Regions from separate parts of the Mus musculus genome. Here regions 1, 2 and 4 are each linked to region 3. A link is a loop called in an ENCODE intact Hi-C map of the cell type or tissue named here. Cell type or tissue: left cerebral cortex. All regions are shown on one strand.

Evidence for each region. Peaks named below come from ENCODE experiments on the same cell type or tissue, not always from the same donor. Only the 100,000 strongest peaks of a DNase experiment are listed, where the experiment ranks them.
Region 1: a loop joins it to region 3, with 5 times the contacts of the local background. A loop is called at or near these places in 6 of 42 quality-filtered maps.
Region 2: a loop joins it to region 3, with 13 times the contacts of the local background. A loop is called at or near these places in 7 of 42 quality-filtered maps.
Region 4: a loop joins it to region 3, with 6 times the contacts of the local background. A loop is called at or near these places in 5 of 42 quality-filtered maps.

Annotation. Positions count from the first base shown.
Region 1 is chr8:15,486,317-15,494,316 of GRCm38, forward strand. No RefSeq gene overlaps it. Among named protein-coding and RNA genes, the nearest start is that of Gm46033, 40 kb to the right of the region's middle. In left cerebral cortex, a CTCF peak has its summit at 1,461 (motif pointing right); DNase peaks (open chromatin) are centred at 1,066, 1,413 and 4,679.
Region 2 is chr8:15,598,624-15,606,623 of GRCm38, forward strand. No RefSeq gene overlaps it. Among named protein-coding and RNA genes, the nearest start is that of Gm46033, 72 kb to the left of the region's middle. In left cerebral cortex, a CTCF peak has its summit at 3,126 (motif pointing right); DNase peaks (open chromatin) are centred at 107, 2,657 and 3,115; H3K27ac peaks cover 993 bases.
Region 3 is chr8:15,726,263-15,734,262 of GRCm38, forward strand. No RefSeq gene overlaps it. Among named protein-coding and RNA genes, the nearest start is that of Gm46033, 200 kb to the left of the region's middle. In left cerebral cortex, a CTCF peak has its summit at 3,026 (motif pointing left); DNase peaks (open chromatin) are centred at 3,005 and 5,311.
Region 4 is chr8:17,534,478-17,542,477 of GRCm38, forward strand. Csmd1 (CUB and Sushi multiple domains 1) reads right to left here and starts at 908. Exons shown (of 70, transcript NM_053171.2): 1 at 413-908. The coding sequence starts at 497. In left cerebral cortex, a CTCF peak has its summit at 3,274 (motif pointing left); DNase peaks (open chromatin) are centred at 425, 1,000, 1,557, 1,934 and 2 more places; H3K4me3 peaks cover 1,595 bases; H3K27ac peaks cover 1,785 bases.

The DNA.
Region 1 (8,000 bases), 240 kb before region 3:
GATACGAACAGTTCACTGGGACAAAAACCAAAGGAACGGATTAACAGCTTCCGGGGATGGAAACAAAATCCCTGTCTGAGAGTTATAAGCCGTCACTTCTTTCTCTATCATATCTTCCCAACAATCTTGGTTACAAATAAGGTGATTTTAGAAACATCATAAACAAGATTTGCAACTTAAATGTAGTAACTCTCCAAGGGGGGAATCACATTTCCCCCTTTAAATTGGCACCGGCAAATTTAGAACCTTATTCTAAAATGAAATGCCTTCTATCTCCTAAGAGACTGGAATCTTAATCTGCCTGCAAGCTCAGAAGATCTTTAGTTTTTACTTTGGAAAAACAAGGTCTTCCTTCAATCGATTTGCAGGTTCCCCACCCACCCACCCCCGTGATGAATTCCACGGGCATTTTTACCTTTACTTTGTAACAGCTGTCAGTTTAGTTGTTGTACATGAACCACATTATTAGGTGAGTATAAAACTGTGCACCCCAGTCACCCACAGCACAGGCCACTGAAGGGAATCAGTGTGTGTGCTAGCAGAAGCAAGGGTGTGGAAACTCAGAGGGTCCTGGCTTCTCTTGCCTTGAACAAGGCATTGATATCCATAGCGTTAAGCTTTGCGGGTAGATAGAGTATGGGACAACCGTATTCCTCTTGGGGTCTGGTCAATTGGGATCACTGTTTTTATAATACATGTGTAAGTTTATGTAAACAATATGTTAGACCCTGATCAATAACTGTCTTATTTTCATTCACCTGAGTGTTTTACCCCTTGTAACTTACACTCAGAGGTGGGGCTCTGGCTGGAATTTTTTTCTCTCATTTGCAGCAGTAGCTGCTATGACCTCTGCAGTGGTCAAAGCCAGAGTCTTGCTTCTTGGTTTATAGCCATGATAAGCACCACTCTGCTCTGCCTCATCTTGTTACGTTGTGTTTTGACAAGAGAACTACTCCATCTCTTACCTTTTAGCACCTTTTCTAAAACAGTGAGCTTATGCAGTTGTAGACATCACAGGTTTCTCCTGGTATGCCACGGTGCATGCTGGGTAGCAGAAGAAGCAAGGTGTGAAGTGTGGAGGAGGCTGCTCCCCCTGCAAGGAAGGCTTTGGTGGAGGGGAGGGCTCCTAGGCAGGCCTCCTTGTGCTTCTTCTTTGGTACAGTATGTTTCCTAATTTGTCTAAATAAGTCTTGTGAGCGTTTTTCTGTATCCTACCAAACAATAATTCTTTTGAATCTCAGTATGTCAGTCTCCTCTCTGTCTCCCCCAGGGCACAGCCTAAGGCTTTTTATTTTTAAACAAGAAGCTACTTATTAAATGGTAATATATTTAAATATTAATATCAGTACTTTACATGCAGTTGTGCTCACGTTTAAAACTTTCTTTTACATTTATTTTTTTTAAAAAAGCGATCCTGTCAGTAGATGGAGAATTTACGCTGGAAAAAAATATGATCTTGTCAGTAGATGGCGAACTTGCTACACATAAAGGCTGAGGCTGTTTACTTGTTAAAAAAAAAATCTCATTTTTGATAAGATGTGATTTGAAATTTCCTTAAATTAAATTCATTCAGATTATTGTAAACTGACCTACTAAGTAACCTGTTTTCTATGCTTACGTCCAATGTCCAATCTTAAAGATATTTGATTAAAGGAAAATAAAATTTCCTGAATAAGAAACAGTGCACTGATAAGTTTTGAGTCTTAATAAACTTAATAAATTGCTGCTCCCAAGTGACAGTCTTCAAAACACATGGAAAAAAAAAACCCACCACCACCACCAACAACAACAATCACCCCGCAAGGGCTACTTGCCTTGGCTGGCTGTTCAGCCTGCTCAAAGCACCATCTACCCCATTTTTAAAAAATAAGATGTCACCAAACATTGAGAGAAAAGTGGGATACATACATCACCCACTGGAAAGTGGCAGGAGAAAGTCTTGGGGGCTGGAGTGAATAAAAGAAATTCCTAACCCAAAGTTCTGTACTCAAATCTATCAGCCTAAAGATACAGAACTCGATTGATTAGCATTGGAAGTGCCTTTCGTGGTGTGACTTCTTTCTTTGCTTAGGGGTCCTGACAGTTTGGTTACTAAGTTCTGTTATCTCCTATCAATAATTGTGGGTCTTTAAAAATTCTACTGTATAGGGAAGTTGGATTGCAATAGAATAGAAAGACATATGGATATATAATGTAACACAGCTGGCAAAGTTTTTCTCATGTTGGTGATTATGTCCGCTGCTATGTACCAGCGTGTTAATTTTAGGCCATGCCACTTGTCAGTTCTTGAGGTAGCTTCCTGTGCTCTTGGGGCCCTCAGAAACATGCCAATATCTTGAAGAATTCCCCCATATTTTCTTCTAGTTGTTTCAGAATTATAGGTGTCACATTAAGGTGTTGGATCTCTTGATCTGTTCCAAGGGAATAGACTTTGTGCAAGAGGAGAGACCAAGATCTGGTTCTATTCTACTTTGTGAGGCTATCCAGTTTCCCTAGCACAATTTATTGAAAAATAAATCTCTTTGGTGTATGTCTTGGCAACTTTGTTCAATACAAATGCTTGTTGTTGTGATAGACATCGGTGTCCACATTTTTTATTTATTTTATCGACCTGTGTAGTCCTTTTAATGCCAGCACCGTGCAGGAATTGCCACTATAGCTCTATGGTACAATTTGAGATTGTGAATTATGATACCTATAGCAATGATCATTTTATTCAGGATTGTTTTCGTTATCCAGGGTCTTTTGATATGAATTTTTGAGTTGTTTTACTTGTTTTGTTAGAAGGTAATTGGATCTTTGATGAGCACTGCTTTGAATTTATAGATTGCTTTCCGTGATACTGCTGTCTTCACAATATCAACTCGGCCACTCCTTGAGCACAGAAAGTGTTTCCCTCATATTCTGTTGCTGTCTTCAGGCTGAAGACATGGCTCCACAGTTAAGAGCACTGACTGCTCTTCCAAAGGTCCTGAGTTCAATTCCCAGCAACCACATGGTGTCTCACAAACATCTGTAATGAGATCCAATTCTCTTTTCTGGTGTATCTGAAGACAGGTACAGTGTACTCATATTGCTATTTTCAATGTCTTAAAGTTTCACTATAGATGTATTTTGCCCCCTTGGTGATATTTATTCTAAGTCATTTGTTTATTTATTTGCAGCTATCATATATATGAGTTGTTTTTTTTTAAACTGATCTATTTTTAGCAAGTTTGTTATTGATATGGAAAAGCTAATGGTGTCTTCTTGTTGGTTTTGTAGCCTAGATTGTTGAAAGTGTTTATTAGATTTAAAAGCTTTCTGGTAGAGTTTTTAAAGTCTTCTAAGTATAGGGCTGCACCATCTGAAAGTAGGAATAATTTGACTTCTTCCTGATTTTTTAAAATCATCTGTATTTCTTTCTCCTGTCTCTAACTAACTGTTGAGCACTCTATTGAGTAAGACCAGCGAGAAAGGGTACCTTCACCACACTCATGATTTGGGTAGAAATCTTAGTTTTTCCATATTAAGTATAATGTTGGTTATATCTTTGTCACATACAGCTTTAATATATTACAATATGTTCCTTATATTCCTAGCTTCTTTGGTGGCTTTTATCAAGGTATGTTGATCTCTGCAAAGCCCCATTTTGCTTCTATTGAGATAATTTTGGAATTTCTTTTTACCATGATCCTATTTATGGCTTTGCGTTGTATTTATTGATTTGTTTGGTGCAGCACTTTTCTCCATGTAATGAATTCAGCTTGGTCTTGGTGTATCATCTTTTACATGTGTTCTTGAATTAGTTTTATAAGTATTTATTAAGAAAATGTGTGCCCTTATCCATCAGAAAACTGATCCCTCTCTTTCCCTCCCTCCTTTCCTCCCTTCCTCCCCCCTTTCTCTCTTTCCCTCCCTCCTTCCCTTCCTTCCTCCATTCTTCCCTTCCTCCCTTCCTCCCTTCCCCTTCTGCTCTCTCTCTCCCTGCCTTCCTTCCTCCTCCCTCCCTTCTTCCCTCCCTTGATGTGTGTGTTTGTGTGTGTGAGTCCTTGTGTTCTTTCAGCATGGAGGAAATGCTGGATCCCTAGATTGAGTTTGGTCATGCTCCTTCCCTTTCTAGTTTGTGGAAAAGCCTGAGAAGTATTTCAGTTAGGGCTCCCTTAAAGACTCCATAGAATCTGGCAGGGAGTCTGTCCAGTATGAGATTTATTTCCTTTAGGGTGATATTTTTATATTACTGCTTTGATCATATATATATATATATATATATATATATATATATGTATATATATATATATATATATATATATATATATATCCAGGAATAATTTATCCATTTTGCCCATATTTTCCAGTGTCTCCCAATTCGATTTTTCAGAGTCTTCCCTAATGATCCCTGGATTTTATGATTTAATGATCCTTTGTAATTTGTTGTAATAATCCTAATAAACCAGGCCCAGAAAGGCAAACACAACATTTCTTCTCACGTTTAGGATATAGATGTAAACTTTTATATATGTGCATCTTGTGGGGGGCGGCAATAGGGGGCCCTGAAAGGAGAAGAGGAGATCTTGGGGGAAGAAGCATCAGCAAGAGGGGAATGTGCACACAGAGGCTTGGAACAGTGGGTGGATCCATCTGGAGCAAAGAAACAGACTGCATTCACTACTCTTCTATTGCTGTAGGAAAACACCAGGAACAAAGCAGCTTAAAGAAGACGGGGTTTCTTCGAGCTTACAATTCCAGAGGAGTAGGATTCCATCACAGCTGGGAGACATGATAGTGGGAGCAGGAAGGTGAGAACTCAGATCCTTTACTGTAAACACTGAGTGGTATGAGCCACTAGAGATCTTAAAGTTCTCAGAGTCCATCCTAGTGACATACTTCCTACAGCTGTGCCTCCTAAACCACAAGCTAGGGACCAAGTACTCAAATGCCTGAGCCAATGGGATAGAGTCTCAACTCAACCATTAGAGGGACTATTAGAAAGGAGGGAGGGGAACAGCAGTGGGAAAAGGATGCATAAAAACACACACACATACACACAACACACTCACACACATACACACACTCACACACACACATTCATATACACACACATATACACACACATTCATATACACATACTCACATATACACACACTCACACACATACACACTCACACACCCATTCATACACACACACATATACTCATACACATATACACATGCACACATATACACACACACATACACACACGCTCACATATACACACACTCACACACATACACACACATTCATATTCATACATACCCTCATACACATACACACACATACACACCCATACATACTCAAACACACATATACACATACACACTCACACATACACTCACACACACATACACACATGCACACATATACACACATATACACACTTATACACACATATATATATACACATGGACATACACACACACACACACATATACACACATATACATGCATACACACAGACACACACGAACAAGCTATAATGTCGTTCATTACTTTGTATTCTATCTTCCTATCCTCACAAATTAATTTAAAGAGGAGAAAAGACAGAATAATATTTAATATGTAAGAAAAAATCATGGCTGAAAAAGCAGACACTTGTAGATAATAGTGAGATGTGTGAATTCGTCCCGTTTGTGGGATAACAGTCTGCTAATCCATTTAGAACTCTCCCAAAACAGGGTGTCAAGAAACCAAAGCTACTCCTCTTTTGTCATTGTTACTTTTGTGCCTGGGAATGCAGGCATCACCCAGCACAGTGTGGACCCATTTTGGCATAAGGTCTGTTTGGTGAATCTTCCCCTCTGTGCACTGTGCAGTCAGCAACACTCAGATGGCTTCTTCTCAGACATCTCTGGTGCTTACCCTGGGGTGTGGGCACATGGCCTTTCTTATACTATGAAGCCCCAAAAGAACCAGCCTGCCTCCATTTTAGGCTTAAAGCTATTTTATAGTAAAGACAAACTAGGCTTATTCCTGATTATGACTAAATCTCTGTTTTTCAAAGATTGGGCCTATAACCTCAACAACAGATGTTCCTCACTGCTTGTCCAGGAATTGCAATCGTGTCTTTGTTTCAAAAAGTTGTTTGTAACCATCTTGCAAGCCCACCTTTGTATCTAAAGGGTTGTTACGGCTCCCTTGTTAGACTCCCTTGTTATGCTCCAGCTTGCAATGTGTCTTTGTTTCAGGAGGGACTAACTTGTTATGCTATATTCCGCCCCTGTAACCCTGCCTATTTTGCTGACAAATCTCCAGTTTGGAAACTCCCTAGCCCTGAGTTATAAAAGTGTTGTCTTCCTCACATCCAATGCCGACCCTTAGAACACTACCTTAGGGGGAGGCAGACATGAATAAAAGGCTTGCTTTAATTCAGTCCGTGCTTTAATTAATTTGGCCATGATGGGTTGGGTAGACGGTCTTTCTGCCCCATCTTTGGGACTAACAGCCCCGTTTCAGTGGATGACCAAGAGAAGAATAGCAGCCGTCTCCCAGACCATGTTACCTCGTGGCCATGAAGCTTTTTTATTCTGTTTTATTCTTTTTATTCACATCTCTTTTACTTTTTGTTTTGCTCTGTGGTTTAGAGTCAGGGTCTTGGTATATCTTCTAGTCTGGCCTTGAAATAATCATCTTTTTACCTCAAACTTCCAAGTTCCAGGACTATAAGCATGGATAACTGTACCTGGATTTATATTTTTCCAAATAAAAGAATAATTAATTTGAATAGTGTATATTATGGAATCACAATATGGCATATGGTTCTCATTAAGCTATCAAATTTTATAATATATAATTTATAATCATTATCTGATATAAATATTATTTACTGAGCATAGCTCTTCTATTCATATTTGTGGAAATAATTCATTGAGGTTGCTTGCTATCATGCTTATCAATGAATAGCAATCCACAGTCAGCTTTTGTAGTGGTTACAGCCAACTATAATTTATGACTTGTTCTTGTTTCTGAAAGGCAGACACCCTCCCCAACCCTCTTTTCCTTTAATCTTGAATGTGATGTTTCTAAATACAATGAAAATATTCAGGATGACATTTATGCTTTATCTAAATCCTCCCCCCCCCCCCACTTCACTAAGTAGAGACTTTTCAATAATGCTTATCCTATCTGGTAAAATTCACGTTCTTTTGAGATTGATTTCCGGAGAATATTCATTTAGATAATGCTGAGAACTGACACAGTTTCTCTGATTTCGGGTGACTGATTGTTCAAGGTGGCTCTTATGCATTCGAAAGCAATGGCAAACAGCAAATAGTAGAGACTGCTTTACAAATGTCGTCCAAGCACGGGCATTCTTAAGGCATAGAAGCTCATTGTCAACTCAGTCTAAAGCCCTTCTCTTATGACACACAGGAGCTCAGGGTCTCACAGAAGTTCACACAGCACTTCCAAGACTGAGCATGTGTGCAGGGAACACACCAAGGAACTACTTGCACACGTTATAAAAACACGTAAATGTAAATCGTAATTGGCAGGAGCTTGGTGAGGACAAAAGAGCTCAAAAGAGTAATGACTCCCTGTTCTAGTTAGCTTCTTTGTTGCTGTGATAAAGCACTGTCCAAAAATAACAAATAGAGGCTTTATTTCATCTTACAGCGTCTTTATCATGAAGGGAAGCCCAGGCAGGAAGTCTAGGGCGGATCCCTGAAGCCGGAACTGAAGCAGAAACCTCGAAGGGCTGCTGCTCACTGGGCTTCTCCCCGTGCCCCACTCAGCCTGCTTTTTTTTTTTTTTTTTTTTTTTTTATCCAATCCAGAACCTCCCCTTTAGGAGTGGCATCACCCACAGTGGCCTGAACCAGTCTCCAACAGTTAAGGAAAATGTCTCCCAGACCAATGCAAGCAGTCGGTTCTTTAACTGAGGTCCCCTCTTCCTACCTGTGTCAAGTGGACAGCCGAAGCTAACTCTGACACTTTGGGTTCAAAATATGCTTAGCTTTTAAGCTGATATAAAGAAGATCCCATCT
Region 2 (8,000 bases), 130 kb before region 3:
TTGGATAAGCTGGCTACACAGAGCACCGTCACCTAGAGCTGTGATCCTGTGCTCAGCGATCCAGAAGATCTCCTGCTCAGAACTGCCAACTGAGGAGTGCTGGGTGGGGCTGCCATCAGGATGACAGGAAAGATGTTGGAGAATCCCTGTGAAATCTGACTAGCCCTGCCAACATGAGGTAAAGGGTGTGAAGACTAGTTCATTTGAAAGGAATTGCTTAGAGAATAGAGCCATGGGGTACTTTGATTGTACAAGAATATTTAGGAAGATTTCAGCCATCATGTGCTCAGTGGCCACTGGTACTATGGCCCAGGTAGTAACCTGGGCTGGTGTCAATGTTGTTCACAGGACACAGGCTATACAGAAACGAAGAACATAAAAATTGTTGGTATATAGATGTCTCAGCCCAAATTTCAAAGGAAACCCTCAGAGGCCAGACAGTGTTCAGCAGAGTGGAAATCCCTGTAGGGAGGCCATGGAAGGAAGGCTTAATATGAGATGTTCTGAAGATGATTTCAGCCCAAGCTTCTGTCTGGACATTTCACCAGGATGGGACAGAAAGACAACTGGTCGACCTTGTGCTCATCAGTACCCTGCGTTACTGCTTTCCCTACAAGCGCTGAATGTGGATCCATTCACCGCTCTTCAGCTGAAGATGTCAAGTCTGTATGTGACAGAGCAGTTTTCCTCTGCGAAACTTCACATTTAACCGTAAAGCATGCTGCTGATAGAAAATCACATCTGCTTATCCACACAAGTGTATTAAGCCCTCATTTGTCGCCTCCACACTTTAGAATGACTGGTGCTTGTCATGGTGCAGTCTTGCTGTATTTTATATATGTGTGTGTGTGTGTGTGTGTGTGTGTGTGTATATATATGTATGTATATATATGTATCCACACACACTCAAGTGTGCACACTGTGTAGGTATATGGGAATATGCACATGCCACCACACATGGAGGAGGGAAGAGGTCATAGGACAATTGTAGGAATCCATTTTCTCTTTCTCTTGAGAACTTAAGAATCCAACTCAGACCCTTAGGTTCGGCCATAGGTGCCTTGAGTAAATAAGACATCTCTCTCATCTCTGATTTATTTTAACCAGAGATTCCCCAGTATCAAACACTATGATGCTATCTCAGTACATAAATAAGTGTAGGATATAATTTTTTTCTGAAGCTTCTTGCTTTGTAATGGATCCAGCTTCCATATAACACGTATGTGGAATCAGCTGTGTGTGGAAAAACAGCATGCTCTAGGCTACAGATGCTTTCTTTTAAAAAAGGAAACAGTATCATGGAGACTTGGGGGCCAAATCACACAGACTAGAAATGACCCTGGAATGATAGCTGTGTTCCCACTCAGAAGCACAGAGTGGTGAGTCATCACTAAGAGCCATTTCTCATCTGAGATAATAAATTAGAACAAACTGTATAAATAATTTACCTACTTGGCCTCAGAATAAGCCTTTTTTATATATATAAGAAATTTATTCTGTAAGAATAAAGCGAGAGATTATGCTAGAGTCATTTGATGTTTCAGTTGCCACAGGAACACAATGGTTCTATTTAAGCCCTGGTTATTAAAATTATATGAGCAGCATTCAAGAAATATATTTTGATATCTGCTATTATGTAACACGATATTTGTTTTTCTTCTTGACAGAGGAAAAGCTCTGTCTACTGCAAAGCAGGTAGGACAAGGAAACAGAGTGAGTCCATCCTAACTGGCTTCTGCCTCACTCACTTCAGGCCAGCTGCAATAAATGCCCATTGGCTGCATCCCTCTGACAGAAACTCTAAACATAGGCTACAGAGGGAGTGAGAGGCTCCTTAAATACAGGGGCACTTTGTTGCAATTATGAGGGATTCCAGTTTTTGTAAGTGAGTTTAATGTTAGTACTTACAGCATTCCAATTATGGGGGGATTCCAGTTTTTTTGTGTGAGTTCAAGGATAGTATTCACATAGCTATTCTGTGACAGAATGCTTTTCGTATAGGTTTGGTCTCTCAAGATCGATCCCTTTGTTTGAAAAATAGCACCTAACAGCAGCCCCACAGAAAGGAGAAAATGAAGGAATCCCAGGACCTGGCTTGCCTACGGTGCTGTGATGGACTAAACCCTGGGGTTTGACAAAGACAAAACAGCCCCAAAGCCCTGCTGATCGGGAAACACAGCTGACAAATGAGCAGGCTAGCCTATTGACCTGGGGACTAGCATACTTTTAGACAACTGCAGGATCCTTACATAGGAAGAGTATATTGTACAGATACTTAAAGACAGGTTCTATGAGCATGACTCGACACTCTGCTAATCCGTTAGGGATGAGAACGTAAAGAGGCATTCTCCAGCAACATGGAGGGCACCCAGGGAAATATTGAGGGCATTGCCTATTTCATCAACAATGAGATACACTTCTGCAGCAAGCAGTTAGTGAGGGCACAGAGGGAAGAGTCCAAGGGCTTGGTGACCACGAGTAGACCTTACATGAGACCCAATTTCACGTAAGAAAATAATTCTATTAAAAAGCAGGGAAAATGACTGGAATTGCTGTTCAGTGTTGGCATGTCACTGGGTTCCTCCCCAGCCTTCTTGGCTTTCTTAGAATTAAGAGTTTTCCCCAAGTCATGTATCCAACAGCTGCTGGCTTTCAGCACTTCATCTTGGTAACACCAGCCATAGCCAAATTCAGTACACTGGCTGTGAATCATTGATCCCAAGTGAGAGAGAAGGAAATTTCTGGGTACCACATTAGAACTGCTAGCATCAAGGCACTGTGAGGGTCATGGGATAAGCTCGGCAACTTTTCTGGGGTCCTTACAGTTGACATCGGAGGTCCTAGTTGTTTATGGGATTAGGACCCTTCACTACTGACCTTGTCTTTCAGTGTTCAGAGGAATGTATTCCTGCTGGTGAGATGTTAGATTCCTGGCACTTCATCTCCCCCTTTTCTTTTATCCAGTGGGGCTGTGGAATGCTGCCCCGGGTGATTTTTAAGGGGAAACATATATTCTAGTGTCAACAAACCTCTATGCTGTCTCTGACCTTGAGGGAGCCCTGTAGTCAAGTCAAAAGCTTCCGGAACGGGGATGGAAAACACACAGTAGAGTGACCATCAGAGGGCAGTGTCCTCAATGCTGTCACCGTATCTCAGTGCAACAGGGATACAGAGTAAGTTTCCAAGATTTTGTGAGTAGCCTGCTAACTCCAGGTTCTGTCCCTCTAGGTAGCAGAGCACTCAACCACTTTCTGTGTGGAGAAACAAATTCAAATAGGGAGCTTTAGGGAGGTTATTATGTTTGAAGCTAGTTTCTATTGTGTTCTGAACATGAACCAGGAGGCTGAGTTGGACAACTGAAGTGTCCACCAGCTCTAGGACGTTGCTTAATGGATAGCTCCGTTCTGTTCTTTCCTTAAGTGAGATGAACACTGATATAGGACTTGCAGTAGTCAAAGTCTCCAGAAAGTTCTGAAGATTATCTGAAGGCCAGCTTCCTAAGCTTGACCATCTAGGAAGGAAAAGAGAATGTCTGTCTAACTTGATATAAAATATTAATTAACAAAGCAAGGACGTCAATGCCTGCTTCTGCTTGTTATAGGCTTTTAGTGTGGTAGTTTTACCAAAAAAATTATATGAGTTTATTAATAAAGCAGGAAGGGAGAGGATTAAACGATAGCACCAAAAATGTTTGGCAGTAATACAGAAACTGTTTCACTAAGGATTCTCCAATCTGATAATTGTCACTTTAATGACAGAGAGCATGTGAACAAAGCAAGTTGGTAATTATTTCTGATCAGAAGGGGCCATGTGTGACTCTTTCTCCACAACTGCTCTGTCATCCAGGAGGCCTCAGACCCAGGGCCCAAGTGGACTCCAGGGTCGGCTGCGGTGGTGGTGGAATGTCCTATTCTCTTTTGTTTGTTCTTCTGTTTTGTTTTTCGTTGAAATGAAGAGCGAGGGAAACGTTTGGTCCAAATTCTGTACATGTTTACATTATGATCCTCTCTCTCTCTCTCTCTCTCTCTCTCTCTCTCTCTCTCTCTCATCTCACTATTTAGGCCTGGCTGTCCTGGAGCTCTATATGTAGGTCTATCTAGCCTTGAACTCACAAAGATTCTCCTGCATCTGCCTCTTCAGTCATCTGAAGGGAAGAAACCTCAATTGAGAAAATGCCTCCATAAGATACAGCTGTATGGCATTTTCTTAATCAGTGATTGATAAGGGAGAGCCCAGCCCATGGTAGGTGGTGCCATCCCCAGGCTTGTGGTCCTGGGTTCTGTAAGAAAGCAGGCTGAGCAAGCCATGAGGAGCAAACCAGTAAGCAGTACCCCTGCCATGGGCTCTGCATCAGCTCCTGCCTCCAGGTTCCTGCAATGTTTGAGTTCCTGTCCTGACTTCCTCCAATGAACAGTGATGTGGAAGTGGAAGTTTCTTTAGTCATGGTGTTTCATCACAGCAATAGTAACTCTAACTAAGATAGTGTATGACAGAGAGAATATAGAAATATTATAGACAGTAGATAGATACAACAGGGATAGAGAAATGTTTGGTGACAGAGAGTAAAATATAGAAATATCATGGTTGTAAGGATATATTTGGATTTCTTGCTCCCAATTCCTTTTTAAACTTTTATTCTTCTCTCATACACTACTTTCTTCCCCCAGTTTCCCCTCCCTGCACTCTTCTTGCCCACATCAACTCCCCTGTCTTCCCCTTCAAAATGAGCTGGCCTACCAGGAATATCTACTGAGCAGTGACCCTAGCGAAGTCTCCTATTTACAGGGGATTCAGAACGCAAACTGGCCATCTTCTATAATTGGCAGGCTCCTAGCAGTGGGACTCGGGGATCAATCCAGCCATAAAACCTTCTGCTATGCTGGGGCAATGGTGGTGCAGAACTTGTGGGAGTGGCCAACCCATGACTGGTCCAACTTGTGACCCATCTCACAAGCGCTCACATAGTGCCTGGATAGCCAGACAGAGAAACAGAATGGCCCAGAGACCCAGGATAGAAACAAACGCAACTGGAAAAAAAAAGTCAGTGAAATGATCCCTGATGATATTTTGCTATACTCATAGAGCAATACCTGGCCCAATGGTCATCAGAGGGGTGTCAATCAGCAACTGCTAGGAGCAGATGCACAGACCCACAGTCAAACACTAGGTAGAGCCACAGGAACCCAGAAGAATGAGGAGAGGAAGGATTGTAAAAGCTACCGGGGGTAAAGGACACTGATGCAGAATCAACTAGGCATGGGCTTCAGGGGCTCACAGAAACTGAAGCGACAGACATGGACTGTGCATGGGTCTGAGCTAGGTCCTCTGGGTATATGCTTTGGTTATGTAGCTTGGTGAACTTGTGGGACTCCTAACATTGGGATCGAGGCTGCTTGCATTTGGGACCCTTTTTCTCTACTGAGTTACCACATCCAGCCATGATGTGAGGGTCTTTTCCCTTATCTTTTCAATTGAGCGAGGGAGAGATAAACAGTGCTTAGTAAATCCAGGTTTGAGAGATAACTCTGGACAAAATGGTGCTAAGTAGCTAGTTACCTGGGAAATTGCATAGGGGCCAAACACCCCAATTGGAATTATGTTGCCCAATCTCAAATGCTCATTGTATGAGCCTTCTGACCAAGGGTGTGGCATGAAGCAGACTGGCATCACCATGTCCTCTTAATAAGGCTTCCTCTACAGTCACAACTTTAGGTCACTGCAAAAAAAAAATGGGTACAGGCAGAGTGTGAGGAAGCATAGACCCCTTCTGTGGGGTTTGGGCAAGGAGTTAACCTCAGTGTGAAGAATCGGAGGACTTTTCTATGTCCCACTACAAGGGCCAGGAGGCAGCCTGCTTTCCAGTCTATTAATCTACACTGGGCTTTGAGAGGACAAGCACCTTACCCAATGGTGCCAGACATTTCCATGTGCCCTGGAGAGACAAGCAGCATCCAGAAGTCATAATGCTGGGCTGGAGGGAGAGCAGGATGCAGTTTCTGTCAGTTGCCCAGAGAAATTACAGAATGTCCTGTGTGTGCAAATGAAACACATGCGGGGGTTCTAAGGGTGGTAGCAAGCTGCTACCTGGTCCCAAGTCCTATCTCCATAGCAACCACAGCAATTGAGTCTCAAATGACCACAAAGATCAGTCAGCAAACACTGATAGGCTCACACCAGCCCGGCAGTACAGTGGAGTGATGGGTCAGTCCTCCAGCTAGGATGGAACACCAAGAGGCATGCTCTCTCTCTCTCTCTCTTAATTAATTAACATTAATTAAATATTTATACTCCATATTTTATTCACACACACACACACACACACACACACACACGCACACACGCCACCCACCCTCTGACTGTTCCACATCCCATACCTCCTCCTCACCACCCCTGTCTCCACGTGGATGTTCCCACCCCCTATCCCACCTGACCTCTAAACTCCCTGGGGCCTCCAGCCTCTTGAGGGTTAGGTGCATCATCTCTGAATTACACAAGACTGGGGTGGGGGAGGGGGAAGGGGAGTTACCTGATCTGGTATTGGGTGAGGGAAAAGGACTGAAGCCCCGAGGGCAAGCAGAAAGAATGGAAACAGGCAAGCTTGGAGGTTGGGGGAACCCTTCAGAATGCACCAGACACCTGGGAGGTGAGAGACTCTCAGGACTCAAAGGGAGGGACCTTAGATGAAATGCCAGACAGTAGGGAGAGGGAACTTATAGAGCCCTCCTCTATCAGGAAGACAGGACATCAAGTGAGGAATGGGGTTGCCATCCCACAGTCATAACTCTGACCCATACTTATTCCTGTCTGAAAGAATTACAGGAGAGAAGCCTGAGGAAAAGAAAGTCCAGAGATAGGCCCAAAGTGGGATCCAGCTCAAGGGGAGGTCCCAAGGCCTGAAACTATTACTAAGGCTATGGAGCACTCTCAAAAAGAACCAAGCATGACCACACTTCGGAAGACCCAACAAGCAGCTGAAAGAGTTAGATGGAGATATCTGCACCCAACCAATGAACATAAGCAGCTGACCCCTGTTGTTGAATTAGGGAAGGCTGAAAGAAGCTGAGGAGAAGGGTGATCCTGTAGGAGGACCAACAGTCTCAATTAATCTGGACCCCGGAGACTCTAAAACACTGGACCACCAACCAAGCTTCATACACCAGCTGATATGAGGCCTCCAACACAAATACAGTCTTTGTTAGGACTAGGTAATTCAATGGTATGTATCCCCTGTGACCACTGGACATTTGCAAGTATCAGGAGGAAGCTATATGACACAACATTGACCTTAACAGGCTGCATCCATGACAAAGCCCAGTTGGATGCACTGAAAACACATTAGCTCTAATCTGTATGCCTCTCTCTCTTCCTCTCTTCCTCTCTTCCTCTCTCTCTCTCTCTCTCTCTCTCTCTCTCTCTCTCTCTCTCTCTCTCTCTAAGATTTATTTATATATGGTAGTACACTGTCACCATTGCTATCTTCAGCCACACCAGAAGAGGGCATTAGATCCCATTAAAGATGGATTTGAGCCACCATGTGGTTGCTGGAATTTAACTCAGGACCTTTGGAAGAGCAGTCAGTGCTGTTAACCACTGAGCTATCCCTCCAGCCCCCTGTAAGCTTTTCTTATCTTTTTCATGTCAGCATACTTGATCCTTAGCAACAGTGTGTCTGGGTCGATCATGGCAATTAGCACCAGGCCCCTTCCCCAGTGGTTCCAGGGACACTGGGGGTAGCAACACGGTAGACATCTATATGAGCTTTGATGGGTTGCTAACACATATCTCCTCGGTGATGTACAACAGAGAGTGAAAGCACATCGGACTAGGGTGAAATCCCCATGTTTTTTTCTAGCTAAAGCACATCAGTTAGAAACTAGAAAAATCCCCACACGTTCAGTTTGCCTCATTCTTGAAATAACCAATCAAGTTTATCATGGTATTCTATTCCAGAAACTTCTTCACACTGTACCTGCTTTTCTAGAGGAAATTGTGTTAAGTCA
Region 3 (8,000 bases):
GTACAGAATACTGTAGTGATACGCTAGCCAGCATTCTACCACGAATAGAGAGAAGTTCCCATTGTCCGTGAAGTTGAGGCTTTTGTATGGGGTGAGCTAAGGTTATGGCTGTTGTATTTAAAGACTTGCATGAGGAAGGAGCAAGGCAGCCCTCCTTAGTCAGCTGAGGAAGGTATCTTGGAATGGCGACTTGTATGGCATCGGCTCATATGAGTCATATGCAGGGGAGGTTGCTTCAGCCCCATAAAGACGTCCCTGGGCTGCTATTGTGTAACCTTAATGGTGAACACTCTTAGTAAGAGGCTAGACTAATAAAAGGGACCTGTAAAGAATATCACTGAACATGATGGAGGCAAAGCCACAGTGCACTGGGCAGGTATGTGTGTTTCGTGGTGTTCATTTTTCAGGCTGTGGGAGCCTTTAGAATTTCACGAGCTTGGAAATGCTGAGTTAATAAGTATTTGCTTGGGATCAAACCATCTTCAAGGTCTGAATGTCTCAGGGTGATACTGATTATCTGGCTTGTATCTTTAAGACAGAGGTAGATGGTTATGAAGCCCAGATTGGGTCATTGTGCTATTCTGGAGCCGGAGAGAGTTATTCATGGGACAGAGGTTTGAAAGCTCCATCCACTTCATCCTTTCTGGATAGAATAGAAGACAAATGGGGAGAAAGAAAAATACAGAACACATCTTAGGACTGAGGTAGGTACCACCATGCCTAATTTCTGTCCCACAGCCAAAGCCCGTTGCTTGCCAACTCAGTACTAATGATGTAGGTACGAACTACTTCCAGGTGACCTGGAGAGAACACAGATGCAGGAGATCGAAGAGAAGCCTCCAGGGATCCTGTTAACCAGAGTTTTGGTGAATAGAGTTTGCCTCAGACACTTGGCTTTTACAGAAGTGTGATTAACCCACGGCCAGAGCAACGGACCAGTGGGATTTGCAACTATACTACAGATGTCAGATTCCATGAGGGGGGAAAGAGTCTTCATCTAGTTCCAAGTTTTCTCATGACCCAGGGTTCCTCTGGCCACATCAGTCCTGTTCTTTTCAGGGACTGTAGATGGCATCAGATGCCGCCCTGTTAAAAAAGAGCACTAGTGAACTTGAGCTTTGGTCTGTCCATTCTCTGCCCTGTCACCAGTAGAGGCATTGGGATGTGAGCTGATGTCACCTACTGTGCCCCCCTCCTAGAATAGGAAGCATTTTGTGAGGATAGTCCCAAACACGAAACCTGACAACTATGGCTTAGATTCCTGGACCACTGCCTTTTTAGCCCTCCCTCCTGCTTGTCCCCTTCCTTCCTCCTACTGGGAAAGATTGCATGGGCAGAAGCTTTTCCTGTCGGGTTTCCTTTAGACAAAGAGGTGCATTCATAGACGGGTAGAATCACGAAGCTCTTGCAGATGTCTATACACACCTGTCCGCCTCTTTCAACCGAAGAGTTTTTCTCTGCTTGCCTGCCTCGTTTCCCGCCCCTACACCCCGGTATGGAAACAGAGGGAATTAAATGTCCGTGCAGGCACTAAGTACAGAGGCAAGGTGATTAGCAGGAATACTCTGTAACAGTGGGAATGTGCTCTCCAGCCATTCATTCAGTAATTTGGCAAAATGTGTAGACATCTAATGGCATCATTCATTCCTAGGAATAGTCACAGTAAAAGTCATAAGTTATAACTTTACATCTTCTAACCATTGGTTCTCAAAATTGAAAGCCTAAATTCCTATTAATAGAATGCAAAGTGAAATAAAAATGGTTTAGTAATTTTTCAGAACTATCACAATTTACATTTTGTTTAATAAGATAACAGAACTTATGAGATAAATGTAGAGTATCCTAGAACTCTAGAGTAAATAGAACCAGGGTCTATGATCTGCTGATTGCAGAAGAGTCCCAAGTAAGTCTTGAATCCTGGGTGCATCATTTGCCATGGTCACAAAGAGCTTCTCTGTATATAACTGTCAGCTTCCCCACTCTGCCTAAGTCTAAGTTAGCCAAACTCTCTCATCATCAGGAGCTCGTGGAAAGAGTCTCGTCTGGTCTCACCTGGTTGATCTATAGTTATTTCCCCAACTGAGATACACCAAACACATTGTTGTCCTCTCTGATAGAAATGGCTCTTGTTTTTTTTTTTTTTTCTGTGAAAATGCTGTAATATTTTGAATTCCTGCAGGTATTTGCAAACTATGGAACAAATAGTGTTTCCAGTGGAGGCCTTCCCAAAGCCAGCAGGGCTGACAACTTCATGAAGCAACTCAAGCATGTGGAGCGTTGAAGCTCACCTTGAATTCCTGAAGGCATCTCCTAACTTGGGGTAGTTGTCATGCTATGTAGAATGGCTGCATGTGGTCTCCCTTGGCTAATTACCTGTGAGGCATCCCTTGAGAATAGTTACAAAGCTATAAGGGATGGCGAGAGACACGTTCAGATCTTTAACAGTTTAAAATAAAACCCAGGGAAACTGTCTCAAAGACTAGGAGCACATATTTCTTTTCCAGAAAGCCTGATCTCTATTGCCTGCACCTATAGCAGGTGACTCACAATCTGCTGAAACTCTAACTCCAGGTGGTGCAATGTCCTCTCCTCTGGAGGCACCTGCATCCTGTTCAGACACTCAAACATACAGCATATACATAACTGAAATAAAGTATAGTGAGGCCCGCGGATTTGGAAGGAGTTGGTAGAAGGGAATACATGTGATCAGAATTCTCAAAGAACTAGCAAAATGAGGAAATATATTAAAACAATAAAAAAAGAAAGCCACTTCATTTCTTAATTACTCATGATAGGCATAAAGGAATGTTTAATTTGGAGTTAAACTAGGTAAAGTGAGTGAGATCCTGAACCAGCACTTCAGCTCTAGGAACTGAAAAAGCTAATGAACAAGTATTTGGATTTTGAACTCCACATTGAGTCTGCAGTTGGCCAAGCTTACCATGAAGGCCTGAAGGAGGGTTTTAGCCAGCTGGCTGCTCTGGTCTGCACCAAGGACTCCATTAAGCAGCGCCACCTGGTGCTGGCAGCAGCAATAGCCTGTAGCTGACCTAATTCTTAGAGGCCCACAGACAGAACTTGGGGTACCCTGAGAGGCTGATGAAAATCAAAAAGCACATCCATACTTCACAATGTATCTGGGAACACTTTACTCATTTTGGATAAAATTTCCCTTTGAAGAGCTTTTTTTTTCAACTGATAACTAGCATTGAAGAATGTATAACTATACAGGGGTATTCTAACTGAGAATACTATTCTAAAAGTTAGTAAGTGAAGACCAACATTGTCAACTAACCCTGGAAACTTTCAGAGAGGAATCCACCAACTAAAGAGCATACACGGACTAGACCGAGGCCCCTGGTACATATGCAACAGAGGGCTGTTTTGTTTGGCCTCAGTGAGAGAGGATATGCCTGTCCCACTTGATGTGCCAGGGTGAGGGAATATGGGCAGACAGCCTTTCAGAAGTGAAGGAGAAGGGGTATGGGGGAAGGACTCTGTGAGGGGGGAGCAGGAGGTGGCAGCATTTGGGATGTTAATAAATAAGTAAATAAATAAATCCAAACACCTCCAGCTGCAAGACTTTTTCAACAACCCAGGAAGAAATATTTTTAATGCATTTCATCATCAAATGTAATTACAGCATTTACTAGGAACCTAATGATAACCATTAATGACAACTGTAAGACAGATGCAAAATTAGCTTTGTATTAATTTATTAGAAAGCAAAGTGTTTTCTAAACATAGAAGGCAGCCATCTAAGGGAAAAGGCCCAAGGTACTTAGGCTAGAGAGTGGCAAGATACTTTCCTGGGTAATTTCTTCCCTAGTAGTATTTTAAATCCGTTCTATGATTCCAAAAATGACTGTATGTCAATTTCTACCATTGATATTCAAGATGGCTTTCAAAACCCCACTAATAAATACTTGTGTTCTTTCCAGTGTGAGCTGGTTATAAACACTAGTCACATGGTTTCATTTCTTTTGACTAAATACTAAGAAGGGTGATTTCTAGGTCCTGGGTAAGACATCTATTTAGCTTTCTTTTTTCTTTTTTCTTTTTTCTTTTTTTCATATTACCACCTCACAAGCAATGTCTTAGTTAGACTTTCTATTGCTGTGAAGAGACACTATGACCATGGCAAAGGCAGCTCGTGTAAAGAAAATAGTTGAATCAGGCTAGCTTATAGTTTCCAAAGGTTAGTCCACTATAGTCATGGTGGAAAATATAGTGGCATATAGGCAGGCATGGTGCTGGAGAAGGAGCTGAGAGTTCTTCATGTTGATTCAAAGACAGCAGAAGTAAATGCCACATTAGCTAGGCTTGAGTATTTGAGAGCCACTTCAACAAGGCCACACCTCCTAATAGTGCTACTCCCTAGGGGCCATTATGAAAAAATTTGTTTTTTTCATATTCACTTTACATCCAGCTTACTGACCCCTTCCTGGTCATCTCTCCCACGGTTTTTCCCATATTGCCCCTTCCCAACTCTGAGCAGGTAGCCTCCTCCCCACCCCCCACCCCCGGGTGTCCTTCCTACCCTGGCACTTCAAGTCTCTGTGAGGCTAGGGGCTTCCTCTCTCATTGAGGCCAGACAAGGCAGCCCAGAACATAGAAGAACATGTCTCACAGACAGGCAACAGCTTCTGGGATAGTGCCCAAGTCAGTACCCACATGAGGACCAAGCTGCATATCTGCTACATATCAGTGGAGAAGCCTAGATTCAGTCAATGCATGTTCATTGGTTGGTGGTTCAGATTCTGAGAGCCCCAAGGGTCCAGGTTAATTGACTCTGTTGGTCTTTTTTGTGGAGTTCTATAGGGGCCATTTTTATTCAAATTACAGGAAGCAGTATATGACCATGCTCAAAGCCTCTCCCCAAATCCATAAGACTTACAGATTTTGTTTTAGCTTATGTAGTAGATACAAGATGTGGCTTTGCTTCTGCATAATCTGCCCACTTTGTGTTCGGAGTTTTCTTTTCGGTGATGTAGGGTTTAAGAGTTGTTGTTTTGCTTTGTTTTGAGGCAGGGTCTCACTACATAGCTTTCATTAGTTTTGTCAAAGGGAAGCAGTGTTTTTCTAAGTTCCCTACTGTAATGTTGTAAGTATTAGATGATGTCATACTGCATTAGTTGGTAATCGACTCTAAGTCCTGTTCCATGAGCAGCTTGTGGTGAGTCTCATGACTTGTGGTTATAAGAATGGAATGACTTATAAGCAGTTGTTCTGAATGCCTTTCCTTGCACTCAGATTGCTCTCCTCCACTTGCGGCTATTCTTACAGTGCCACCAAATGTGGTTGCTGTGGTCACATGGGGCCTGTCTTAGTCAGGGTTTCTATTCCTGCACAATCATCATGACAAAGAAGCACTTGGAGAGGAAAGGGTTTATTCAGCTTACTCTTCCACATTGCTGTTCATTACCAAAGGAAGTCAGGACTGGAACTCAAGCAGGTCAGGAAGCAGGAGCTGATGCAGAGGCCATGGAGAGATGTTCTTTATTGGCTTGCTTCCCCTGGCTTGCTCAACCTGCTCTCTTATAGAAACCAAGACTACCAGCCCAGAGATGGCACCACCCACAAGGGGACCTCCCCCACATTGATCACTAATTGAGAAAATGTCTTACAGCTGGATCTTGTGGAGGCATTTCCCCAAATGAAGCTCCTTTCTCTGTGATAACTCCAGCCTGTGTCAAGTTGACACAAAAGTAGCCAGTACAGGGCCCACATCTCTATTCTCCAGTGTGCAGTGACATATAATACTTTCATTTCTTATGTGACTCAGAAAAGTCCAGGTGTCCCCTGAGTGGGAGTCTTGTGTTGAACGAGTGGAGGAGAACTGAGTTTATGCTTCCAAACTATGAGAATAGAAGACACGATATGACCTGATTAGCATGGATTAACAGTGCCTTGTCTTGACAGTGGGGAAAAAAATGGTGGTGTTTGAATGTTCTGGCAGACTAAGGAAGATAGCAAATATTCAGCAGGACTCAATCTTTCCGTTTACATTGAATCTATTCTTAGGTAACCATGTTCAGTGGGATATTCTTGTGATTTTGAGCTGTGCAGTGAGCCATGGATGCTATCAGAAACCTGTGACCCTGAGGTTGAACCACTCCCATCGCATGCTTTGCCTTCCTTGCCTAAGCTTGCTCATCAGGCACTTTCATAGTACAAGCAGCTGTGTTCTATCTGCTAACAATTACCCAGGCTGCTGTTTTCCAGGACCTGGGTTCTATTTTCTTGTACATCCTTATTCTTTAGGTATTATTACTGCACTGTTCTCAGAAGGCCAGCTGAGAGCCAAATTGGTAAACTCAAAAGTCTGGTGGAATGTTCCTAAGAAACTGAGCACATAGCCTTCTGTGTGATCCAGAGAAACCAGAACTTTGATATATTCAAACTCTTGACAACATCCTTCATTGCAGCTTTATTTCAATGGCCAATTTTGACTATCAAAAATTATCAAAGATTAGCTTCAAGCATTCCTACCACAGGGTACCACTTAGCTCTCAACAAAAACATCTACAGGATGCTGTGGTGTGGATGGATTTCATACCATGTTGAGTGAAAAGGACCAGTTGCAAAAGGTTTAAACAGAATGCCCTGTTATTCTGTTTATATAACATCCTTGAACTGAAAGAATTACAGAGAGAAAAATATTGGTGGCTGCCAAGGTTTGAAATGGAGAATAGAAGTTCAGGTATTTCTGGGAAGTGGTTGCTATAGAGTAGTGTTGCTGCTTTCTCAGATCTACACAGTGTGAAACTACTTATGTTGTGGTCATGTCAGTCTCCTACTGTGACAAGGAACCCTAGTCACATGAGATGATCATGGTAGAACTACCGACACAGTGGGTTGATGGAACCCCACTTCCTTATCTTTGCAACTAATTCACTATTAACATGTTGTTATTAAAGTTTATTCACTAAAATTATTATTAATTTAATTATTAAAAACAAACAATTTTTTGTAAAATAAATTAGGGGAAAAACCTATTGTGAGTCATCTCTTGACTATTTCTTTACTAATTAATTGATTAATTTGAAAAAGAATCACATTTTTCCAGGCTGTGTAGCCTGTGTAGCCTCAGACTCACTGTGTAGCCAACGGTGACATCTGATCGTCCATGTCTTGAGTGCTGGGATTGCAGTTATATACCACTGCTCTGAAGATAATGGGTTAGCTCAACCACTCACATCAGCTGCTGACTGAAATTCACTGGCTTTTACATATGACCTAGAAACTTCTGACAACATAGAAATGAAGAACATACAACTCAGCTTGACTTTCTGTGACTACTTGTATGTATTATCCAAGTTTGACTTTTTTGCCAGTTTTGTGAAGGAATCTCATATTAAATTGCTTATAGCAGTTTTCCAAAAAAAGGATCTCCAGTCAAAAGAGGCTAATGAAGTAGACGTTTTGAAAATATTTTGCCAAAACATGTAATAAGTAAGGGGCTAAGATCCATTCAGTCCATATATATATATGTATATATATATGTATATACATACACACACATGTCTATCTATATACACATATCCATATATCCATATACATGGATATTTTGAAAATATCATTTTTTCATATACATAGAATATAGGCTAAACTTCAGAAATAGAAAAAATTATGTCTATACTAAAACCTTTAAACAGTCACATAATAGGAAAGGACTAGATATTGAAACCCCTTGAATTGCTGTCTCAAATGCTTGGCATGAGTTCTAATAAGAACAAGAACATGCAGGTAGACTGAGCAAGACACTGCACATCTGGATTGTACACTGAGGTATTGTGTAGAACCAAGGCAACTTGTGATAGAGAACACTGACTCCTTGCTCTGTACCTGGTGTGTGTGTGAGAGAGAGAGAGAGAGAGAAAGAGAGAGAGAGAGAGAGAAAGAGAGAGAGAAAGAGAGAGAGAGAGAGAGAGAGAGAGAGAGAGAGAGATGGCTTTCACAGCAAATGGTAGGTAGCAGACAAGGGAGAGAGCAGAGAC
Region 4 (8,000 bases), 1.8 Mb after region 3:
CCCAGTATGTTTCCCAGGTGCGCTGGGTCCGGGGAGAAGTCGTGGGAACTACCCCAGCCTGCGACCCGCCAAGCCCACCAAGCGCCAGGAGCCAAGGCGCAGTTCTCTGCCCAACTCGTGTCGGGCTCTCTTCTCCTTGACAACCCACAGTACACAGCACAGAGAGAAATGTCGTTTAAGCCCAAGTGAGGGGGAAGGAAGGGCGGGGGTGGGGCGGGGGCAGATGAGGGGTGGGAAGAACGCGATGGAAGCTCGGTATCGGGCGCTGCGTTCCCTAGCGTCGCTGGTGGACAGCCACCCGGTCGGTGCCTGCCGCTTGGTCCCTTACAATCCTCAGATCAGACACTCGCGTTCGCAAACCGGGCCTCCGAGGGTTCGGCCGTCTCCCCGGTACCGAGCTAGCCTGTCTTACCCTTAGCTGCAGTGAGGAGCCCCGCGCACAGAACCGCCAGCACCAGAGGCAGGAGCAGCGACTTGAATTTCCTCCACGCAGTCATGTCTGCAGATATTCCACACGCACACGACACGGATGGCTCCTCTCGGATGCGCCGGTCTCCTCCGAGGAACAACCGGGCTCTAAACAGAGTCCGGTAATCACCAAAGGGCAAGGCGAGCTGGCAAGAGCTCCGGGTCCCCAGCCCGGCCGCGCATCTGACGCCTCCCGCAGCTCTGCGCGCCCGGCTCGCTCCGCTCCCGTAGCATCGGGTCCGAGCCACTGCGGGGCTGAAGATGCTCTGAGCGAGCGCAGCCCCGGGGCTGCCGGGGCCGGGGACGAGCGCCGGCCGAGCCGGGCAGGAAGGCACCAAGGCGGCGAGGCTGCGGGAGGGGGCGAGGCGGGAGAGGAGCGCGCGCAACCGGGAGCAACCTGGAGCGGAGGCAGCTGGAGAGAGAGCCAGCGAGTGGGAGGTGCGGGAGGGGCGCGGGGGGAGGGGGGAGCAGGGCTGGAGCGGGAGGAAGGCGGGGAGCGAGCGCCGAAGACAGGCTGCTAGAGGCGCAAGGAGCCGCTGCCGTGGTGGCTGGACTCAACCATCCTACCCACCGAGAGGGGAAGGAGGCTGGCACCGCGCAGTCCGGGACTCAGCCTGGCCTCGGGCTTTCAGGCCCCTGCTAGTGCTCCCGCAGGCAGCGCAGCGTTCAGTCTCTGGCGCGGCTGCGCGCAGGCTGGAGCACGGAGACTTGTTGGGCGCTCAAGTGGGAGAAGCCCACGCTGCGCACCGGGGAAAAACCATACAATTGGCCACGCGAGCGAGCCCGAGGGCTCTGTGGGGGCAGGCAGAGGCCAGCCTCCATCCTTCTCTTTCTCTACTGACCAGAAGAAGACCTCTGCCTAAGTTAGGAAAGAAATGCAGGTGGGGGAAGAGAATGGGCCCAGCTGTGACTGAAACTGGGAGCAAAATGGTGCTTTTAAAAGAAATTATAAATTACCTTTGAAAAGGTGACTGTCTGCAACTATGATGAGCCTCTGACAGGTTCCTGTTCTGCTCCTGTTTAGTCCTGTTAGTGTTACCCTCATTGCAAGCCCAGCTCTATGTGGGAAACAAAATGAATCTAAACAACCCAACTGGGCTGCCACCCTGTTCTGGTTGTGAGAGCAGGAGAATTGACAAAAGTGTAGTGAACCCCAGCATCACATCCAGCATTCCTGCAAGAGGGATCAGAAGGAAGTTCCTAAAAGCAGGTCTACTGCAGCCAGTGAGTGCACACAGAGTAAACTACTAGAAAAAGGCTGTAGGTTAATTGAAAAAATCCAAACCAGGTGAAGGCTAGAGTTCACAGATGCTCCATTCTTAGAAAGGATTCGGGAGTTCTAGAGGATAGGATGGAAGGGGCCAGGGATGGACATCTCAGGCCCCCAGCATGGGAACATTCATCCCATGCTGACTGTGAGTTGTTCACACCAAGGAATGAGGATGGTGTGTGGAGGCAGGCTGATGGCCACATCATCGCACCAGCATTGTGCCCACTGTTAGGGGCAGAGTCACGGTGTGCCACTCAAGTTTAGTGTTCTAGAGCTTTCTTGCTCCCTGAAGCCCACGGATGACGTGAGGGCATGAGAGTGACTCCAAAAATGTAGAGTCACCGGCTGTACCTTACCTTCCAAGAGTAACCAGAGACTTTATCCAGCCTAGAATCCTTCTCCTGGAGATTGGAGCTCCCCAGAAAAAAAAAAAAAAAAAAAAAACCCTGGGCTCTGTTCTCCTGCAGGTTTCCCCCAGGCTCTCTTGGAACTGATCTGAAGTTTTTTTGTTTTGTTTGTTTGAAAGTATCCTCCCATTGCTCTTCCCTTATCCCTAGGGGAGAAAATTCCAGGCTATCTCTCTAAAGCAATGGATTGAGAATGATGCCCTGTGTGCTTCAGTGTGACAGGGAGTGGAAGGGGTCACCTACAGTGTGATTTTAAGTCATTCCCCCAGGTGTTATTTACACTCCAGCAAGTGAACAACAACAACAAGACCTATTAGGAGATCCGATAGCTCATCCGCTGCTCCTCCTTAGGACCCATTGATCTACAGAAGCAGCATAGCTGAAGACCTCCATGAGAAACGGTGTCCTGTCTTCTGAATGCCACTCCTAATGACTCATGTCACCAAGAAGGATTTCTGCCATTAAAAACCATTTCCAAATCTCACTTCTTTGTCGGGGGGAGGGGGGGTGTGGGGGGGGGCTCCCAGATGGAGCCATGTTATTAGGGTCCGAATCAAGAATGTTCAGTGTCACCTGAGATGTCAAACACCTTTGCTTTGCACAGAATGGTGGCACTTTGACAACTCAAGATTGAGTGGCTCCTTCATGGCCACAGGCTTAAAGACCCTTTTTCTTTCAGATCCAGGGTGATACAGACCGGTAGAGACAGCACTCAGGAGACAGACGGGGCCATCACCTCAAGTTCAAGCCCAGCCTGGTCTAGGAAGAGAGTTTCAGGCTAGCCAGAGCTACACAGGGAGGCCTTGTCTCAAAACAACAATAATTAAAACACTTTTTGGGGGGATGCTTTTGTTGCAAATTATCTATTTGAGTAAAATTGTAGAGCAACAACAGTCAAAAAAATGACAATCACTTTGTTTCAGATTAGAAAGGAAGAAAGATCCTGAGTCTGGAAGTTAGAACGACCTTGTCAGATTGCAACTTGATTGTGAGCCCAAGGCATAAGACTGTCCAGGAAGAATAGCTCATTTTGGAGGAATGTGATAATATTGGGAATCTCCCCCACCTAGGATCTCAGGCACTTCACAGCCCAGAAGGAAACCATGGGGCTCTGCTGCCATCTAGTGCTCTGCTTTTCTTTTAGGAAAGCCATAATCCCATCTCTTTTTCATCTTCCACTCCGGTCACCTACCTTCTTGGAAGATTTTGCCGAGTATACCTTCATATCCCTATGCCATAGACAAAGAACATTGATAGCATCCTAGAGGGTCTCCCCTCTTTGGGTCTCTGATTTGATATGAGGGCGTAATTTCCCTCAGATCTGAGAAGGCCCTAATTTAGAATTGTTACAAGGTAATCTCAGTGAGGGACAGTGAGATTTCACCCCTAGAAATGCTGCGGGGCCTCTTTGCAGTGACTGGAAGGTTTGTGCCACTGCATGGGTGTGGACATCTTTCTCAGTCTCTGCAGAGCACTCTTCGGCCTCCACAACCTGGATAAGCTACTCTAGAAACATGGTTGGTATCCAGACTGGCCCGGAGGAGTTCAAAGAGAAAGAGCAGAGAGGCCCCTGCTGTGCTGAAAAGATGGCGATGTCCCTGAGGGCCCAGCATCATCCACATGAAGGATGACAACCTAAACGTTCAAGAGATGAAAAGCCCCTGTGAGATGGAATCACCTAAGGAGAGGACAGAAACATGATGCTTGAGATAAATATAGATTGCTTTTCACAATGTACAAATGAGAATACTAATTAGCTGAAGAGCTGTACGGGTATGAAAATCTTAGAGAATACAGCTTGTTGCTAGGATGGCTAAATATGACTTTGTTTGGCTTCCTTAATCCTGTATTTGAAATAGATGGACGATCATGAAAGAGTTGGAGGGGACTTCTTTCTTTAAGAAATCTGGCTACCTATAGGAAGGCACCTCCTTCAAAAGCCAGAAGGTGAACTCTACTTGGATGTTTGTACCCATATAAATCCCTCTCCCCCACAAAAGACCTTAGGACATATACAGTTGATGGCAAGATTCTTCTCTGCCCTGCCACCTCCCTAAGGGGAGAGCATAATGTGACAGGGGTATAGAATGTTCTGACAGTAATATCATATCACTATTCTTTGTAAGTGACCTTAGAATACAGCAATCCCCAGGCCACCATTGAAAGGAGGTAGAGGCACATAAGCAAGTGTGATGACACACGCTGCTGTGCATGACTCTCTTGAGTGGCTCATCCATACTTGCCTGCCAAGCCTTTGCTATGCCTTTCTGATAAAGCAGTGTGTGCATTCTATGTGTGCATGCCTTTAGGGTGGTGGATACTCACGATAAATGGTTCATTGCATAGATTAAGAGACTTGTGAATCCTCTTTCATCATTATGTAGCTTGCCTGAAAGGGCACTCTAGGAACCATGGGCATCTCTGTGCATAACAATAACTTAAATCAGTGTGATGTTTTGTATATACTTGGCCCAGGGAGTGGCACTATTAGATGCTGTAGACTTGTTGGAGTAGGTGTGTCACTATCAGTGTAAGCTTTTTTTTTATTAGATATTTTCTTTATTTACATTTCAAATATTATCCCCTTTCCTGGTTTCCCCTTCGAAAACGCCCTATCCCCTCATCCTTCTCCCTGCTCATCAACCCACCCATTCCCACTTCCTGACTTTGGCATTACCCTACACTGGGGCATAGAGCCTTCACAGGACCAAGGGTCTCTCCTCCCATTGATGATGGACTAGGCCATCCTCTGCTACATATGCAGCTTGAGTCATGAGTCAAGAAACCATGTGTTTTCTTTGGTTGGTGGTTTAGTCCCTGGGGCTCTGGGGTTACTGGTTAGTTCCTTGTTCAAGATGCCTAGAAGCTAATCCTCTCCTAGCAACCTTCAGATGAAGATGTAGAACACTCAGCTTCTCCAGCACCGTATCTGCCTGGATGCTTCCTGCCTTGATGATAATGGACTGAACTTCTGAATGTGTAAGCCAGCCCCAATTAAATGTTGCCTTTATATGAATTGCCTTGGTTATGGTATCGGTTCACAGCAGTAAAATCGTAAGGCATCTGGTCATCTGTATTATGGACGTGCACGTGGCTGGTTTCAACCTCAAAGTAAGCAGTTTTTCTTGGATAAGATCTATGATTTGGCATTTCCAAGTTCAAGGTGACATGGTTATATCAGAGGTAATACTTTGACAAATACTGGTATCAGAGATGAACCTTGGAGTCAAAAGAGTCTGCTTTGAGTCATACATTTACCTTCTTCTCAGCAAGCAAGCATGCAAACAAATGTAGTCTGTGTTTCCTCATCTGCGATGTATGTAATGAGGTCTCCCTTACCCAGTATTGAAACAACATCAGACATACAGTAAAGCTTCAAAGACGGGGTCTCCTTTCCCCACACAACCCACCTCTGAAATGGAAGAAAGAGAAGCAGCCAGATGGGGAAGGTATTCCACCAGCACCAACTCATAGTTTACAATTTCAAACTGGAATTGGGGAGACAAAAAAGAAAAAAAAATTCAGTTGTTATCTCCCAGTTTGTCACAAGGTGAATCCAGCTGACACCCAGAGGGGAAACTGAAGATTCCTTTGCTCTGACTTGCAAGGCAGCCTCCTAGCCATATCCTGAGGCTCCGTGGAACAGAAGCCATCTTGAAAGCCATCCTCTGCAGCTAGGTGGCTGGCCACTGGGCCCGCTTATTAGTAATGCTTTCCTTCTGCAACAAGACTGCCCAACATGGAATCACCATGCACATTCGCCAGCCCAGGCTACTGTGGCACGTCAGAGAGAACCAGATGCCTTTGCAGAGCAAATATTGTCTGGAAAGCTCACATAAATGCTGGCTCAGCATTAAGGCTCAAAAGTGACAAGTGACTATTAACTTTCCAGAGACTTCCACAGTTGATATTCCAACCAATTTGAATGTCAAAAGGGCTATGCTAAAAGCAACTCTCTAGCTTCCAGGAGAGCCATTCTCCCTTCAGTGACTCCATTGTCATATATGACTGTCATATGGGGTTTTGACTAATGAGCAGGCTACTTCTCAAGTTTGTATTTCCTTCATATATCATGTTTCATCACTTCCCTGTGCCTCACCTCACGCTGAAATACATTGATTAGCAGCCATTTATTGTGAAGCTTTAGTGAGTTCTCCATAAGAAGGACATTTCATGATGAAAATAAAAACATATGAACAATCTTTTTTTTCTCAGAGAAAGAGTCAAGGTAAGCACACATATTTTGCACACACACACACACACACACACACACACACACACGCCTTCTTTTGCAGTATAGGAATACTTTTGACTGCACAAGCCTTACCACTGAACTTGGATAAGTGGCTCTGAGTTATTTCATTTAGTTCATTACTATATATCAGTGAGCTGTGCAGAGGCCACAAATTAAAAATGACTATCTAGCTCCCCTGTCCTTTGAATCCTGCTATCCTGGCATCCTGCTATCAGGAGAAAATGTAGACATCACTGATAATGTTGTAGCACTTTCCTCTGTGAGAGATGGTTGTCCACACCTAGTAGTTTCCTAATGTTGAGGAAATGTCTAACGAAAGTGTTTTCTCTCAGCTTTAAAATGAACATGGAGTAATCACACTTCTTCTAAAAAACGGGTTTCTGGTGCTGATAGCTTTTCACAGTGGCACTGGAAGTATCTGGTACACCAGATATCCTGTGGACACCACTATCATTGGTTCTGTAGGTATTCCCACAGAGAGGTTCCTAGGGTCGGTATTCATAGTAAGCAAGAGGGCATCTGAGACCAGGGTCTTTCACAGTTTTACTTGATAGAAAACCATGTTTTCTACCAGTCTATAGCTACCTGCTTTCTCTGTACCATATATTGAGAGATTCTTTGTATAGACACATATGGGTACTCACTAACCTCAATTAATGTGCCAATTTTCCCATTTCCCAAAAAGTTAATATGTATATACTTTATATAAATAAGAACTGCCTAGTCCTTAAAAACTGTATCTACTTTCTTAACTCATTTGACTGTTGAGAGAATTAATTAAGATGATGTTTGGGGAAATGATGGTTTTTGAATTGGGCTAGAAATACAAATACAGACTTAGCTTTCTTTCTTTCCATCTTTCCTGTGTTGCCTCTGAATTTAAATGTATTTTGGTTTTGTTCCCCCTGAAGGATTGTCATTCTTTTCTTATTGATTGAAATAAGAGGTTTTCAGATGTTTGCCGAAAATGTCTATGCAAAATCTTTCCTATTGGAAAAAATTCCTCTTTAAAAAGGCAAGTTATCATCTTTTGAAGTACTGCAAGATTGTCAATTCTTGGACTATTCCTTTCACATGTGGAGCAGTGCTTCAGGCGGTGCCAAAATAGTATGTGATTGCTGCCATCAGCAGCAGTGGGAGAAACCCGACACTGACTCCCTGAAACATGTGGAATTCTGCGTTTATCTATGGCGCTAACATATCTATTACCATACAGGTCAGATATGAGCTTGGGAAGAACCTGACATCCTGAAAGGTCAACCAGAGGCTTGGTAGGTCTTGTCAATAATTTCCTTAAAGAATGGAGAAACAGAAGCCTAAATTAAGGCCTTTTTCATTCTACCCTGCTGCCTCCAGGGAGTCTACTGAAGTGTTTCTGATATTTCAAGACTTTGAATGAGCTTGCAGGAAAGATGAGATCTAATATCAGCTTAAAACATGAAAAGGCATTCCAGGCAAAGAGGAGAAGCAAGTGGATAGATTCAGGGGGATATCTGCCCAAAGAATTCTATCAGATGATAAAGATTATTGTAAAAAAAGTTTCCAAGCTAGGACAGAGGATTGTGAACTTCTGACTAGTTGCACTATGGCAGAAGTAGGG